Regions from separate parts of the Homo sapiens genome. Here region 2 is linked to region 1. A link is a contact called in ENCODE Hi-C or POLR2A ChIA-PET data. All regions are on one chromosome and are shown on one strand. The core of a region is the stretch at or near the end of the contact, and the rest is flanking DNA. Distances in the headings are between cores, read along the strand shown.

Region 1 (4,032 bases), core at 1,508-4,007:
GCGGACAAACCTGATGCTTCTGCTCTAATCACCATAATCATCCTTGAGGTAAATGGGGCAAATATTACTTTTCCTAATTTGCAGATGAAGACATTACTGCCTGAGGAAGATCCAAGATGAGAATCCATATTCTCTCCACTAGCCTACCCTCCTTCCTTAGTGTTCCCACCACATTTGAAGAGGTAATAAAATGAATTAGAATGCGGCTGGGCGCGTTGGCTCATGCCTGTAATCCTAGCACTCTGGGAGGCTGAGGCAGGTGGATCACTTGAGGTTAGGAGTTTGAGACCAGCCTGGCCAACATGGTGAAACCCCGTCTCTTCTAAAAATACAAAAATGAGCTGGGTGTGGTGGCATGCGCCTATAATCCCAGCTACCTGGGGGGCTGAGGCAGGAGAATCACTTGAGCCCAGGAGGCAGAGGTTGGAGTGAGCTGAGATTGCACCATTGCACTCCAGAGTGGGTTACATGGCAAGAGTCCATCTCAAACAAACAAACAAACAAAAAAGAATGCATATAGAATGTGAAGTTGAATTACTCATTAGAATTTTGGGTCATGAAACAACTAAGAAATACTATGCACAATAACAATATCTTTTTTATACAGAAAAATCTAATGCCTTTTGATATTTGATAACATTGACCTTGGTAATTTCTTGAAACAAGTATCTCCTAGAAAAATGAGTGTTGTCATTTTCAGGTGTAAAAACAAAAGCCTTTAGGGCTTTAATAACTCTTTTCACGATCTTATAGTCATGACACTGAGAGAAGCAGTATTTTTACTTCATACCTGTAGGATGTGGAGAAAGACATACTAATTTGTAGCTTTGCTGGTGTTTGGAGGACTGGAGGTTCTGTTGTGTGCTAAGTAAGAGAAAGGAAGAGGCACAGGGGAAAGACGGGGGATGTGGTGGTGGTAGGGACTGGTGGTGAAGGGCAGGAAGGGTTGGTGAGGCCCTGTGAGGCGGCAGAGACCTCTGCCTGCAGCAGCGATCTTGACAATGTGCCCTTGTCCTTGACTTTGCTCCTTTTCCAACACCTTCTCCCTGCTCCCATGCCAGCTTCCAAGATGGCCTTCCAGACACACCACCAGCACCCACGTCCTAGTCTGAGGCTCTATTTTGGGAACCAGAACTAAGACATCTACACTCATTTAAGACAAAGTGAGGGTGTGGACAGGAGCATTTGGACTGTCAGGGTCTGACATCTGGGATATGCTCACTAAATGCCAGCTGCCATCACCTCTGCCACCACCTCCACCATCACCCTTACCATCATTCCTCCATCACCCCCACCATAATCTTCACCATCACCTCCACAATCATCCTCACCGTCCTTCCTCCATCACCCCCACCATTACCCTCACCACAATCACCTTCACCATCATCTTCACCATCTCCACCATCATCCTCACCATCCTCCTCCATCACCCCCACCATTACGCTCACCATCATCTTCACCACCTCCACCATCATCCTCACCATCTCCACCATCACCCTCACCATCCTTCCTCCATCACCTCCACCATCCACCCTCACCATCCTTCATCACCCCCACCATCACCCTCACCATCATCTTCACCACCACCTCCACCATCACCCTCGCCATCCTTTCTCCATCAACCCTACCATCACCCTCGCCATCATCTTCACCACCACCTCCACCATCACCCTCACCATTTTTTCTCTGTCACCTCTGCCGTCACCCTTGCCATCCCTCCTCCATCACCTCTACCATCACCCTCCACCATCATCTCTGCCATTACCTTCCATTATCTTCACCATCACCTCCACTATCATCTCTGCCATTACCCTCATTAGCCTCACCATCATCCCCATCACCTCCACCATTACCTCCACAATCACTACCATCATCTCTCACTATCATCTCCCACCACTCCCACCGTCACCTCCATGATCACTGCCACCACCTCTGCCACTTTTGCCATCCCTTCATCACCTCCATCATTTCCTACCATCACCTCCAAAATGATCACCTCCACGATCACTCCCGCCACCTCTGCCACCACTTCTGTCATCCCTCCACCATCAGCTCCATCCCTGCTCCCACCATTACCTCCACCATCAGCTCCATCCCTGCTCCCACCATTACCTCCACCATCATCTCCACAATCGTCACCTCCACCATCCCTCCACAATCACCTCCATCATCACTCCTGCCATTATCTCCACCATCATTTCCACAATCATTCCCTCCACCATGCCTTCACCATCACCTCCATCATCGCTGTCGCCACCTCTGCCACCACTTCTGCCATCCCTACACCATCACCTCCATCATCATTCCCGCCATTACCTCCACCATCATCTCTACAATCATCACCTCCACGCTCACTGCATGAAGTTGCACTGAGATGTCAACAGCAGAATTGGAATCAGAGCCCCTGACTCCTTCTCTTTCAGCCCTTTTACATGAACACGGGAACAGCTGTTGGTGCTGCTTACCAGTGGCTGGATTATGATTTACTATTGGATTAGAGAGGAATTTGATGATGCCAAGTAAAAAAGCGTCTGATGGGCAAACGAAATAAGGCCGGTCATAAACTGTGTGGACTGCAGACAAGGCCAAATTCAAAGTATTTTACAAGAACAGAAGTATACCTCTGGACAAGAGCTCTACTTGTTTGTTTGGTTTATGAACATGCAGGGCAATCATTCTGCAATATCACTAAAAGCATGGTGGTTAATTTTATATGTCATCATGGCTGGGTTATGTTACCCAGTCTAGAGGTTGCTGTGAAGGTGTTTTTCAGGATGTGGTTAACACTTAAGTCAGTCGACTTGAGTAAAGCAGTTACCCTGCACAATGTGGGTCAGCCTCATCCAATCAGTGGAAGGCCTCCTTAGGAAAAAGACTGCTCCCCTGAGGAAGAGGGAATTCTGTGGCAGATAGCCTGTGGTGGGCAACTGCCCCATCCATTTCTCCTTGGGGCTCCAGCCTGCCGGCTGCCCTGCAGTCACAGACTTCCCCGTCCCCACAATCACGTGAGCCAATTTCTTACAAATAAATCTCTCTCTCTATACACACACACACACACACACACACACACACACGCACGCATGTTCTGTTTGTTTCTTTGGAGAACCCTGCATAAGATACCAAGATAGTGGAAAATGTGAAAATGCTAAAAATGTTTTTGAAAATAATGTTTTTAGATGAAAGGCTTAAAAGATGCCGAGGATAAGGCCAGGTGTGGTGGCTCATACCTGTAATCCCAGCAATTTGGGAGGCTGAGGTGGGTGGATCACTTGAGGTCAGGAGTTCAAGACCAGCCTGGCCAACATGGTGAAACAAAAAAGTTTTAGTACAAAACTTTTTTGTACTAAAAATACAAAAGAGTTAGTCGGGTGTGGTCGCACACGCCTGTAGTCCCAGCTACTTGGGAGGCTGAGACAGGAGAATTACTTGAACCCAGGAGGCAGAGGCTGCAGTGAGCCAAGATTGTGCCACTGCACTCCAGCCTGGGTGAGACAGAGCGAGACTCCATTTCAAGAAAAAAAAAAAAATATGCTGAGGATAAAATACCTATACTACTTACATAAAACCTATCCCCTGGCTTCCTCAGAAATCATATGGCTATTTCAGAATCTGAATATTTAAAAGCAACGCTGGGACATGTACTCACTTTAGCTGCGTCAGATATCGAGTCCCAGTTTCCCCCAGAAAGGGCATACTTCCCACTGCCGATCCGCGCCAGAATCTCCTCAGGGGTATCGTCTGGCCCATTTGCAAAAGGGGTAAATCTGTATAATTAGACAAATTTGTGGTAATGAGCTTGTATTTTACAACCTAAAATAAAGTTTGCAAGTTGATATCACCCCTTGGCTGTTCAAAGGAATAGCACTTTGCTTCTCCCTCCTCTGCTCTGAAGCCAGGATTCATGGGAAAGCGGAACTTACCTCTAACACTATGCCCGTTTTCCTTCCTTAGCAATTGGGTGGCTAGAGGTTGATGGGCAAGTGGGAGAGCCCTGTGAGACCTGTGCTGTATCCCCTCCGGACCCAGGTAAAC
Region 2 (4,319 bases), core at 534-3,033, 120 kb after region 1:
GAAAAATCTAAGGGTACTCTCAATGAAATCCATTCTGCTCTTTAACAGTCTGGGCAGAAGTTCTGGTACGATGAATATAGCAACTATGGAACAAAATGACAGCAAAAGCATATTGACGGGTTCCTAGATGGAGAAGTGGTCTGGAAAATGCAGACGGCTTGTCCTCCTTCTCCTTCTGATTCACGCTATCCCTGGTATGTTTGTCAAAGCTAATGTAAAGAACACGTCATTGCCATCCTATAGATTATATTTCAGAAGAAGCAGTCAGGTAAGATTTGCCACCAGCCCAGAAAGCAAGATTTCCCTGTAGGAGAAAGAGTCTATAAGTGAAAACACTGACAGAAAACACTACAAATTTTCATCCCAGAGCTTCCTGTCCCCAGAGTCACATGACTTCCCTTGTAAAGGGGTAGGCCATCTGCCCAAGTGCCAGGCCCTGGAAATGGAACACTGGAAAGGAGGTGTTTCTCCCAACATGAGACATTCGAGCCCAACTGTTCCTTGAATTTATCTCTGCATTTCTCTGAGATTTCTGTTCCACTATCTATACATTCGTACACCCCTTTCTACAGTTTTAGCTCGGGGTGAGGGGCTGAAAAACTTCAGAAACTGCTGGCTAAAATGCGCATCCAAAAACAGCAACCAGGAATTGTATGCATAGTGTGCTCTGGGAACCAGGGGCCTCTCATTCCTCATTGCTTCTTTTCATGAAGAAACTGTGAAGTGGAGATTTTCTCCTGAGACTCAGATTACACATTAATAGCTGGAAGTGATAGAGGTGGGCTTCTCATCAAGGACTGACTTCGAAGCCAAGTACTTCCACCCTCTGTTTTACTCTAAGAGTGAAGACTTCCAAATGAAATCACAATAGCAATAACGTACATGACGATGTTTGAAAAATTCAGTTTCTCAAAACGGTTACTTATAAATCTTGCTATTTTACCTCCATGTCACAAATAGAGGCACATGTAAAAGCAGATAAGGTGTCTGAGCCGTGGAAACTCACAGCGGATTAGAGGCCTATGCAGTTATCCATGGCTTTTCCATTCTCAGTTAAAGGAAACACTTTCGTCTCCATATCTTCAAGGATGATTTGCTATTTTTGTAAAAACAGTGGTTTTTTTTTGTTTGTTTGGGAAAACAATGAGTATAGCCAAAATTGACTCTGTTTAATCCATCCTGAAGTTCATATGAGTGCAGTTGGAAGATACAGAATTACAATTTTGTTGCTTCATAATTACTTCTTGAATGAGTAAGTAAAAATGCTAGAGGCACAGCCCAGCCAATGGGCATTATATTTAGATGCTAATTTGTGAGGGGACATCACATTTTAAGCCCTTCCTCCCTTCACAGCACAGGCTTACTAGAATTGCAGGACCATGCTAGCCACCCGAGACTGTGCAGCTTTTGTGGTGAAATCTCCTGGTTTATGGAAAGGGACAGAAAAAAATGAGGCCCTCAGGGATCCACGTGTGTCACTGCCTGTGAGAACCACTACCTTCCACGCGGCTGCTGGAGGTGGCTTCCTGCACAAAAAACAAAGGCAGGAGCCCAAGTTCAAAAAAATTCATCATGGAAACATGTATGCTATCTTTTCCCGTCATTGACCTACGAAAGGAAGAAAGAAATTGCAGACGATTTGTCATTTAAAGAACAACAAAATACTCCTCTTCTGTTACTAAAACACTGTCCTCGCAATGGGTCCATTAACATCCTCTACCTACAGGACTAGCACGCGCATGAGTCATCCAAACCCCAGCCTCCCTCCCAAAATAGCTCCCATCATGCAGCTGTGTTAATGCGACGCCCACACTATGAAAAAAGGAATCACCACCAAAGCACACCCTTCTGTGACTTCATTTTGGTAACGAGAGCATGGCAACGGCCACACTGCAGAACAGAAAGTAAAATTCAACACCGCCCAGAGGTGTGGGGCAGGCGAGGCACGAGCTGGCCAGGGAGGCTTCACACTGCAGCCACCACCCTTTCCTGGGGCACGTTTCCCAGCCCTTGTGTATGTTTCCTAAAGATTTCCAGTTCCTTCCTTTTTCTTCAGCAGCTCTTTGTGGAGGGTCTGAGACCCACAGCTGTGGTGAATGAGCTCATGCAGTCCCATGGGTCCTGGTCCCCTTCACTGCCTTTGTGGGACATGCCTTTGTGGGACTAGGCTCTGAAGCGAGAGTGACAGCATCCGGGCTACTTGGATGCCACCTGGCCATGGACGCTGGCACCTCAGAATTCCCATGGGTGTTCCCCTGCTCCCAGTCAGCCCGTTTTTTAGGCTGGCTTCACGCCTTCCTCAGCACTTCCAAATTGCCATCCCCTGTTGCCTCCCGCCTCCCCGGTCCATGCCACACCCCCACCTCCGTTGCAGAAGTTCACCTTCTTTAGTCATTTCTGTAACGTTTCGAATCAAAGCCTTCGACGCAGATATCTCATAACATTTCAAATTTTGTGCAGATTCTTTCTGTCAAAGTATTGAGAGCAAATGTACCTGAAGTACACACATAATTTCATCTCCTAAAATGACATGAAAAACGCCAGCTTTCTTCCCTAATAATATTGCGATAGAGTTCACTTCTCATTTCAAATCAGTAAGGTTTTTAACCGCAAAGCATCTGAGGCGTCAATGGAAAAAAATCCCCAAGAGCATCACCTTTCAGACTTCAGAGTTCTGCCTTCACAGTGACATTTTAGCTTGAACTTGCTGGAGGATGCTTAACTTTCTTTTTCACTTTCCCCAAAACGAAAACAAAACAAAACAAACAAAGATCTGGTGTTCCATGGACTCGGCGCGCACTCTGGGGTCTGTGTGAATAGGAAACAGCCAGATGAAGCCCCAGCACCATACTCCCGGGCACTGCTGATAACGACCCTCTCTGGACAGCCCTGGTTTCTGGATCCCTTCATGACAACCACCCTAAGGGGCAACTAGCATGAAAATGTTACTCACATTTCATTTTGAAATATGTGCCTTTTCTGTTTTATGAAGCAGGTAATTTTATCTAGAGCTTGATGAGGATTTGCATGCAATGCCTTAGGAAGATCAAGTCTGTTCCTGAATCGGCTGCATCCATGGCAGGAGCATGTGGTTTCCAGCACAGCTACTGTAAACAGTATTTTTAAAGCTAACTTGAGAGCTTTGGGAGGAGGAGCTGGGACGGTGATCAGGTGCTAGCTCCATAAGCAACAATTCCAAACATTTTGTAACGTAAGAAAGAAAAACTAGAGGTATAAACTGTTTAAATGATGTTTGAATGTGACAAATTGTGACAAGGAATTTTTAAAATTCCTGCAGAACTGCACTCAAAATTCCAATGACTGCAGGAAGTCCCGGGCAGGTATTTCAGCAGCTGCTGGGAGCGGCTGGGAAGTGGGAGTGACAGGGAGAAAGATGAGGGCGGTTGGCCACTGGCTCTGCATGCCTCTCTCTGGGCCAAAGTCGCCTTCTTAGGTCATTTCCTCTGCTCTGAATCACCTGCTCTTCATGTCATTAAAGGGATAATATTTATAAAAAGTGCAAATTAAAAGTTGTGGAATATTAATGATAAGGACATAGGAAACAAAATAGGCAAGGGTTCACCTCATTTCCAAAAAAGGAGAGAGGTCATTCTATAAATCGCAGATTCACATGTAGGATATTAATTTCCAGAATAATAACAGAATATATTATTACACAGGTGGTTTATGAAAATGTGGAAAAGAACGTATCTCCAACTCACAGGTCCCATCAAGCCAGCACTGTTCTGCTGCTGACGGCATGAACTCATGAGCAGGTGGACAAGAGCCTGGCTTTGAGGGCAGCTTTGGTGGAGTCCCTCCTGAATCCCAGGTGACAAAGAGGCTGGCATCATATAAACGCTTAATGACAGAGTACCACATCGCAAGTCATTCTCTCAAGGCACAGAACCCGGACACACCTGCCCAGGAACAGTATCGTGTCCTGGAGGTTCTGAACGTATGAATGTTCTATGTTGCCCACCTGCTTCAGAATCACCCCAAGGAACTTGTTAAAATGCAGATTCCAGGCCCTGGGCAAGGCCTTCTTGGTCTGGAATCTCTAAACTTGGCTTCGTCTAGAATCTGACTTTCATTATCTCACCAAAGGTGCCCTTCTCAAGCCATCCAAATCTTACCCATTGCTAAATCGAGTGGCTAAATTTCCATCCTCCATAGCACTGGGCATGGCTATTCACTCCCTCTCACTTGAAACACTCTCTTCACCTGGATTCCAGTACATCCTACTCCCCTGGGTTCGCTCCCACCTCCCCCTCTTTCTGTGTCTGCCAAGGTCACCTTTCCCCTGGGCACAGTCCCTG

Evidence for each region. Hi-C counts contacts between places; a loop is a spot of excess contacts on that map. ChIA-PET counts read pairs that join two places held with the same protein, here RNA polymerase II (POLR2A). Pooled maps may share reads with other maps.
Region 2: a loop to region 1 is called in a map of naive thymus-derived CD4-positive, alpha-beta T cell, with 13 times the contacts of the local background. The contact joins two enhancer-like sites. A Hi-C loop is called at or near these places in 1 of 168 maps with a recorded cell type or tissue (naive thymus-derived CD4-positive, alpha-beta T cell), 1 of 37 single-sample maps with no recorded cell type and 12 of 50 pooled maps. POLR2A ChIA-PET finds 5 or more read pairs at or near these places in 1 of 52 experiments (CD4-positive, alpha-beta memory T cell).

Annotation. Positions count from the first base shown.
Region 1 is chr6:166,414,579-166,418,610 of GRCh38, forward strand. RPS6KA2 (ribosomal protein S6 kinase A2) reads right to left here. Exons shown (of 21, transcript NM_021135.6): 19 at 3,647-3,764. All of the region lies in intron 1 of LOC124901460 (a long non-coding RNA gene), which reads left to right. Among named protein-coding and RNA genes, the nearest start is that of MPC1-DT, 33 kb to the left of the region's middle. Within about 2 kb of position 2,758, at least 4 of the 41 ENCODE cell types and tissues checked have a DNase peak (open chromatin) inside an H3K27ac peak, as active enhancers do.
Region 2 is chr6:166,539,333-166,543,651 of GRCh38, forward strand. The region is part of intron 1 of RPS6KA2 (ribosomal protein S6 kinase A2); the gene reads right to left. Among named protein-coding and RNA genes, the nearest start is that of MIR1913, 32 kb to the left of the region's middle. RefSeq lists enhancers at 1,898-2,017, 2,608-2,827, 2,998-3,598, 3,946-4,319. Within about 2 kb of position 1,784, at least 8 of the 41 ENCODE cell types and tissues checked have a DNase peak (open chromatin) inside an H3K27ac peak, as active enhancers do.